Regions from separate parts of the Homo sapiens genome. Here regions 1 and 3 are each linked to region 2. A link is an interaction called in ENCODE POLR2A ChIA-PET data of the cell type or tissue named here. Cell type or tissue: PC-9. All regions are shown on one strand. Region 1 has its middle 64 kb from the start of SCN8A. Region 2 overlaps GALNT6 (polypeptide N-acetylgalactosaminyltransferase 6). Region 3 overlaps LIMA1 (LIM domain and actin binding 1).

Region 1 (2,500 bases), 140 kb after region 2:
GTAATCCTAGCACTTTGGGAGGCCAAGACGGGCGGATCACTTGAGGCCAGGAGTTCAGAACCAACCCGGCCAACATGGGGAAACCCTGTCTCCACTGAAAATCCAAAAATTAGCCGGGCATGGTGGTGGGCACCTGTAATCACAAGTACTCCAGAGGCTGAGGCAGGAGAATTGCTTGAACCTGGGAGGCAGCGGTTGCAGTGAGTCGAGATCGCACCACTGCACTCCAGCCTGGGCAACAGAGCGGGACCCTGTCTCAAAACAAACAAACAACAAAACAGCAGGTAAACCCCTTCTAGAGAGTACCTCTTATTCCTGGACCCTTTCTTCAAGAACTCACATGATTGGGTCAGGCCTACTAAGATGATCTCCCTTGTGATTAACTTAGAGTCAACAGACTGAGGGCAGTAATTACACCAGAGAAATCTCCTCACCTTTGCTGTATAACGTTCATAATCACAGAGTGGCGTCCCATCGCCCTTGCTGCAGCCTGTTGGCTGCATCTTACAGGTTCCACCCACACGCGAAGGGAGGGAGTGTACAAAGGTGTGGGCACCAAAGGATGGAACCACAGAGGCCTTCTGAGCTGTCCGCCTAACAATCAGGTTTAACAGTAGGAAAAGAAGACAATAGAAATCCGTGATTCTACCATTGAAGGAAACCACATTTTGATACATTTCTTTCTAGTCATTTTCTGAGCATATTTCTGTTTACATTATTACAACCATGCTGTATGTAACACTTGAATTGATTTTTTCAGCTTTATTAAGCTATAATCATCAAAAATCATATAAAGTGAACAACTCGATGTTTTGATGTATGTATACAGTGTGAAATGATCACCACACCAAGCTAATTAATATATCCACCACCTCATATAATTATCTTAATTTTTTTGTGGTAGGAATCTGGATTTTTTTGGCCACTATCATGTCATCAAAAAGTCATTATAAACATCATTATTAATAACTGGATAACATCAAGGGATACACAATGACTGATTGAACCAATTCCCTATTGTTGGACATCTGTGCTATTTCTAATTGATTGCCTGTTACCAAGATTGTGACAAACATCTTTGTAAGTAAAGGTTTTGCTGTCACATCATTTCTTTAGAATAGAATCTGTAATGGTAACTGTTTGTTTAAAGGATATGCCGATTTGTAAAGCTCTTGATACTACTCTTCAGCTAACCGCTTTCCCCAACAGAACCAACGGATTCTCCTCCTGCAGGGAATGGGCGTGCCGTTTTGCTGCAGCAGGAGATGGTCTGGACTGCATGGGTTTTGGTTGAGTAGAGATGATCAAGCATCCCTGAGCAGGCTCTCCAGCTCCCCACCAGACTGAGGCCCCTCATTGTCCCCCCAAACCCCCAAAACCAGGTAGGTGTAGCCCAGATTCTTTATCAGCCACCAGGACTTGAACAAAACCTTTACAGAGAAGTACAGCCTTTCCCCAGGCCAGAAAAAACAACAGATGCCGAGCTGGGCTAGGGCCTCCTCCAGGCACCTCAACATTGAGAAAAGAAAGAGTGGGTTCCTACTATCAGGGGTTTACCTGCTGTTTGAGAATAGTACAAGTGCACTTCAAGACAAATAGGAACTTCAATAAATATTATGAAATTTAGAAAACCTGGCCAGGCATGGCAGCTCATGCCTGTAGAATCCCAGCACTTTGAGAGATTGAAGTGGGAGGATCGCTTGAGCCCAGGAGTTCAAGACCAGCCTGGGCAACATAGCAAAACCCCATCTCTACCAAAAAAATTTAAAAATTAGCTGAGCATGGTGGCACACACCTGTAGTCCCAGCTACTCAGGAGGCTGAGGCAGGAGGATTGCTTGAGCCCAGGAATTTGAGGCTGCAGTGAGCTATGATTGTGCCACGGCACTCCAGCCTAGGTGACAGAACATGACCCTGTCTCCAAAACAAAACAAAACAAAACAAAAAACAAAGAAAACCTGCCCCTGGATTCTGGGGAATTGCTACATTTTTCAGGGAAAACTCGCCCACACATATCACTAGTTTATTTGAGGGCAACTTCCCTCTTCCCTCTTGAGGTTGGCATCATGGAGAAGAGAGATTTTCTGTCTCAGTACTGAGCATGCTGAGGACTTCCTTTCAGCTTCAGCTACACAGATGAGGGGCAAATTCAATGCCTGCCCAGCAACCACTGGTGAGCCTTCTAGGGGGCCCAAACTCCACTTCCATCTGACCATGATCTCAGCTCCTCATCCCAGTTCTGCCACTCACTAGCTGCATGACCCACCCTGGGTAAGACACTTCCGCACTTTTCGTATCAGTTTCCTTCTCTATAAGAAGCAGGAAATGAAGGTCACTTCATTTTATCCCTGTCATTTTATGATATATTTGAAATCACTTTGCTACAATGCAATGTATGTATTGAGTGTTTAACGTTTATTTTATGGTGCATAAATATCATCCCAGTGGCATTCACAGAGACTGGGCCTCTGTGTTTCATCCACAAGCATTTCTTGGGTATG
Region 2 (2,500 bases):
AGGAAACTCAGCAAATGGGGGAGGGCAACATCTGTGAAGAAATCTCACGGGGGCAGAAATGGGCCGAACACTAACTGGCGAGTAGGAGTCAGCGAGGCGAGGTGAGCACATTTCAGGCAGAAGGCACAGTACCTGCAATGGTCTAGAGGTGGGAGACAGAAGAGCCAGTCACAGAACTGTAAGCAGTCTGGTATGGCAGGAGTAGCAGAAATTGGGCCTACAGAGGTGGCTGAAACCAAGTCCTAAGGGCCTTGTTCATCATGCTGAGGAGCATTTGCCCTTGACCCAAGGCATGGGGAGTAATAAAGCGTTAAGCTGGGAGCCCAGCATTACAGGAAGAGCAATATGACAGCGGTGGAGGGTATCTTGGAAAGGGACCTGCTTGGCAGCTGGATGACCCATTCGGAGTCTGACCCAGGAGAGTTAGTAGCAGTGTGGATGGAAGAGGGAGGGTATGGTGCCTAGGAAGACCCCCTTGGGTGATGGGGTGGGACAGTTTACCCCGTCTGGTACACAGAGGGACACAAAGGCTCAATTCCTTTCCCCAAGGGATTTGAAAATCTTATTGGAGAACGAGAACTGATAGCACTGACCAGGTGAAGGAAGCACCTGACCAGGGGAGATTCAGGAGCAGGAAAAGGACCTTTCACTGAATACTCTTTTGTACTTTGAACCCTGACTATATTACTTATTCAAAAATGAATAAAATTAAAGCAGAATAGCACAGACAGTAAGAGCTAAGCTGAGAGAGGTAGAGTTCCCTGTGGGTTTGAGGAAGGCTTCGGGGAGGAAATGGGGATTCAGTGTAGCAGGAGTTTCTTGTCACAGAGGTTGAGCTATGCTGGGGCTAGCACAGGGGGATTTGCTTGAGCTAGACACCTCATCAGTTCTGGAACTGTCCCGGCTAAGCCCACACAGAGGCCTGCAGAATGGGGGAGTGTTTGCCATGACAGCTTTGAACCGTCCTGCAGGCTTCGTCTTCCCTGCTACTTTCCATCTACCTTCCCACTCCAGCAAGAAAGAGGGAGCACAGTTAGAAACAAAGGCATGGTAAGATTGTAGTTACTAACTGTTGCCAGTGCTCAAGACTCACCCCCTCCAGGAAGGCCTCCTGACTGATTCACTCAGAATCACCTAGGTTACTCCAACTCTTTCATCCTGGCACTGCCTCGTGGTCCCTCACAGCAGGGCCTGTTTTTGCTTCTTTTATTTTCCCTGGAGAAAGAAATATAGGGTTAAATTGAGCTCTTCCTAGGCATCTAATCTCTCAATCCCATCTGGCTGCCTGAAGCTTTCTCTCTCAAACCTACAGTTCCTCAAGGTACTAACCACATCCTGAACCGAAATGAGACACCTGGGATTAGCCTTGGTGGTGAGGCACTCATTCTCTAGTTTGTTTGCTTAGCATGAGGGCAACAGGAAGAGTCCCTTAGAAGAGACACAGAATCTAGTGCAAGCCACAGGACTTTGGGGTTAAGGATTTCTGCTCCCTGTGTAGGAGATGATTCCCAGAAGTATGGTTAGCAAGGTCGTGGAGGTCGCCCCTCCACCAGCCTTGGAGAAAGAATAGCTGCTATTCTTTGCTATTGTTTCAAGTACAAAGCTTCACGAGATCCGCCCCTGGTGTCTTGTATATCTCCCTCACCTTTGGGCTCCCACACCTGGCCTCCTGCTTTCCTGGCAAGTGTGCCCGCAGCCCCCATCCACTCATTTCCCTCTCGCTGTGGCTCAGCACTTCTTCCCAAGTCTTTTTCCTCCAGCTACCCTTGGGCCTGCAACTCTTTGGACCATCCTTGGCTTTGATCCCGAGATGATGCCAGAAATCCTCTCTGAAAAGCCTGCCTAGATTGAACAAATGGGATTTGCTTCCCTGGCCCCACCGGCCAGAACACAAACTTACCTTCTCTCACTGGTGTAAGGAACTGAGGCTTTACCCAGCCCAGCTTGTATCAAACTGCTGATTACAATCCACTGTGATATTATAAAATAAATTCAGAGTGTTGCAAATTAGCATTCAAAAATTTCTTTAAAAGACCAGTTAGGACCAGGCACAGTGGCTCACACCTGAAATCCCAGCACTTTGGGAGGCCATGGTGGGCAGATCACTTTAGGCCAGGAGTTCAAGACCAACCTGGCCAACATGGTGAAACCCCTTCTCTACTAAAAATACAAAAATTAGCCAGGCATGGTGGCATGTGCCTGTAATCCCAACTACTCAGGAGACAGAGGCAGGAGAGTTGATTGAACCTAGGAGCTGGAGGTTGCAGTAAGCAGAAATAGCACCACCGTACTCCAGCCTGGGTGACAGAGCAAGACTCTGTCTCAAAAAAAAAAAAAAAAAAAAGACCAATTAGCAAAAAGAGACCAGTTAGCTGGGTGTGGTGGCATAGGCCTGTAATCTCAGCTACTTGAGAGGCTGATGCTGGAGGATTGCTTGAGCCCAGGAGGTTGAGGCTGTAGTTAGTTATGATCATGCCACTGCACTACAACCTAGGCAATA
Region 3 (2,500 bases), 1.2 Mb before region 2:
GGCACGATCTTGGTTCACTGCAACCTCTGCCTCCCAGTTTCCAGCAGTTCTCTTGCCTCAGCCTCTCAAGTAGCTGGGCTTACAGGAACATACTACCATGCCGGCTAATTTTAGTGTTATTAGTAGAGACGGGGTTTCACCATGTTGGCCAGGCTGGTCCTGACCTCAGGTGATCTACCTGCCTTGGCCTCCCAAAGTGCTGGGATTATAGGTGTAAGCCACCATGCCTGGCCAAAATCTTAATAACCATATAGTATATTATACTGTATGTGCAATTACCATTCCCCCACTGATGAATATATGTATTGCTCAAAATTATTTGCCAACTGTTTAGATTACAATTTATATCTCATTATTAATTTACATTTATCTGATCATCAGTGAGGCTAAGCATGTTTTTACACTGTTACTTCTTTGTTATCTATTTTATTTATTTATTTACTTATTTATTTTTGAGACAGGTTCTTGCTCTATTGCCCATGCTAGAGTGCAGTGGCATGATCACGGCTCACTGCAGCCTTGACCTCCTGGGCTCAAGTGATCCTGCCACCTCTGCCTCCCAAGTATCTGGGACCGCAGGCCCATGCCACCACGCCCAGCTAAATTTTTAAAATTTTTATAGAGAGGGTTCTCACTATGTTGCCCAGGCTCAAACTCCCAGGCTCAAGTGATCCTCCCACCTCGGCCTCCCAAAGTGTGGGGATCACAGGTGTGAGCTACCATGCCCACCCTCTTCTTTAAATACCTATTCACGTCCACTTACCTCAACTGCTAAAAGCACTGGAGGCTTCTGCTTTATTTTATCTCACTATAGCATCTGACATTACTGACCACTCTCCCTGGTAAAAATTGCTTCCAACTTTTCTGTGATACCCCTTTTTCTTAGATTTCTTCCCATTTTGAGATGCAAGAAGGGTGTAGAAAAAAACAATAATGAAAAAAAGATTTCACTGGGCGCAGTGGCTCACACCTGTAGTCCTGGCACTTTGGGAGGCCGAGGCGGGCGGATCACAAGGTCAAGAGATTGAGACCATCCTGGCCAACATGGTGAAACCCTGTCTCTACTACAAATACAAAAATTAGGTGGGCGTGGTGGCGTGCGCCTGTAATCCTAGCTACTCGGGAGGCTGAGGCAGGAGAATCGCTTGAACCCGGGAGGCGGAGGTTGCAGTGAGCTGCGATCATGCCACTGCACTCCAGCCTGGCGAAAGAGCAAGATTCCATATGAAAAAAAAAAAAAAAGATTTCTTCTCATTTATCTGGCCACTACTCAGTTTCATAATTTAGTAATTCTTTTTCTTTTTTTTTTTTTTTTACAGGTTTCTCCTCCTCTGTCCCTCCCTTATATGGTGGGGTCCCTCAGGGTTTTTGTCTTAGGTCCTCTGCTTTGCTTACTTTACATATTCTCTGTATATGATGTTATTCATCCCGATTTCACCCACCATATAGATTATAGTATCAACAAATACATAGATAGATGTATACTGTGTATCTATATAGACAGAGTTATAGAACTTATCTCTAGATAGACATCTCTCCTTTTCTACCAATTCTACCTGGAAGTGCTAGAGGCATCTTAAACTCCTTCTTGATTAAGGTTGAAGTCTTCACTTTCTTTTTTCTTTTCTTTTTTTTTTTTTTTTTTTGAGATGGAGTCTTGCTCTGTCACCCAGGCTGGAGTGCAGTGGTGCAATCTTGGCTCACCACAGCCTCTGCCTCCTGGGTTCAAGCAATTCTCCTGCCTCAGTCTCCCGAGTAGCTGGGATTACAGGCGTGAGCCACCAAGCCCGGCTAATTTTTTGTATTTTTAGTAGAGATGGGGTTTCACCATGTTGGCTAAGCTGGTCTCGAACTCCTGACCTCAGGTGATCCACCCGCCTCAGCCGGGATTACAGATGTGAGCCACCGTGCCAGGCCCGAAGTCTTCCCTTTACTCCTCACTCTCTAACCTGTTTCTTTTCTTGAATTGTCTATCTTGGTGAATGCGACAACCATCTTTTCATCTGTCAAGTAGGCCTGTTCTCTTATGCCTTCATGCTGTGCGTGTGCTGCTTCCTCCATCTAGAATACAAAGATTCTGCCACTCCCTGTCGCCTCTGCTTAGCTAATTCCTCTTGGTCCTTTAGGGTTGAGTCAGGCACTGCCTCTTCTGGGAAGCCTTTCTAGATGTAGCACAGTTCAGATCCCTCCTAAATTCTCCCCCAGCCCACTCTGAGTATTTATTTGATATGGTAATTTTTTTTTTCTTTTTTTTTTTTTTGAGACGGAGTCTCGCTCTGTCACCCAGGCTGGAGTGTGGAGTGCAGTGGCGCGGTCTTGGCTCACTGCAAGCTCCGCCTCCTGGGTTCATGCCATTCTCCTGCCTCAGCCTCCCGAGTAGCTAGGACTACAGGCGCCCGCCACCGTGCCCGGCTAATTTTTGTATTTTTAGTAGAGACGGGGTTTCACCGTGTTAGCCAGGATGGTCTCGATCTCCTGACCTTGTGATCCGCCCGCCTCG

Evidence for each region. Peaks named below come from ENCODE experiments on the same cell type or tissue, not always from the same donor. Only the 100,000 strongest peaks of a DNase experiment are listed, where the experiment ranks them.
Region 1: POLR2A ChIA-PET joins it to region 2 with 6 read pairs; 3 of 35 experiments call an interaction of 5 or more read pairs at or near these places.
Region 3: POLR2A ChIA-PET joins it to region 2 with 6 read pairs; 2 of 35 experiments call an interaction of 5 or more read pairs at or near these places.

Annotation. Positions count from the first base shown.
Region 1 is chr12:51,526,039-51,528,538 of GRCh38, forward strand. No RefSeq gene overlaps it. Among named protein-coding and RNA genes, the nearest start is that of SCN8A, 64 kb to the right of the region's middle. In PC-9, no CTCF peak of the experiment used is centred here; no DNase peak of the experiment used is centred here.
Region 2 is chr12:51,382,368-51,384,867 of GRCh38, forward strand. The region is part of intron 2 of GALNT6 (polypeptide N-acetylgalactosaminyltransferase 6); the gene reads right to left. Among named protein-coding and RNA genes, the nearest start is that of GALNT6, 7.8 kb to the right of the region's middle. In PC-9, no CTCF peak of the experiment used is centred here; a DNase peak (open chromatin) is centred at 1,364; H3K27ac peaks cover 827 bases.
Region 3 is chr12:50,225,611-50,228,110 of GRCh38, forward strand. All of the region lies in intron 3 of LIMA1 (LIM domain and actin binding 1), which reads right to left. Among named protein-coding and RNA genes, the nearest start is that of MIR1293, 7.4 kb to the right of the region's middle. In PC-9, no CTCF peak of the experiment used is centred here; no DNase peak of the experiment used is centred here; H3K27ac peaks cover 402 bases.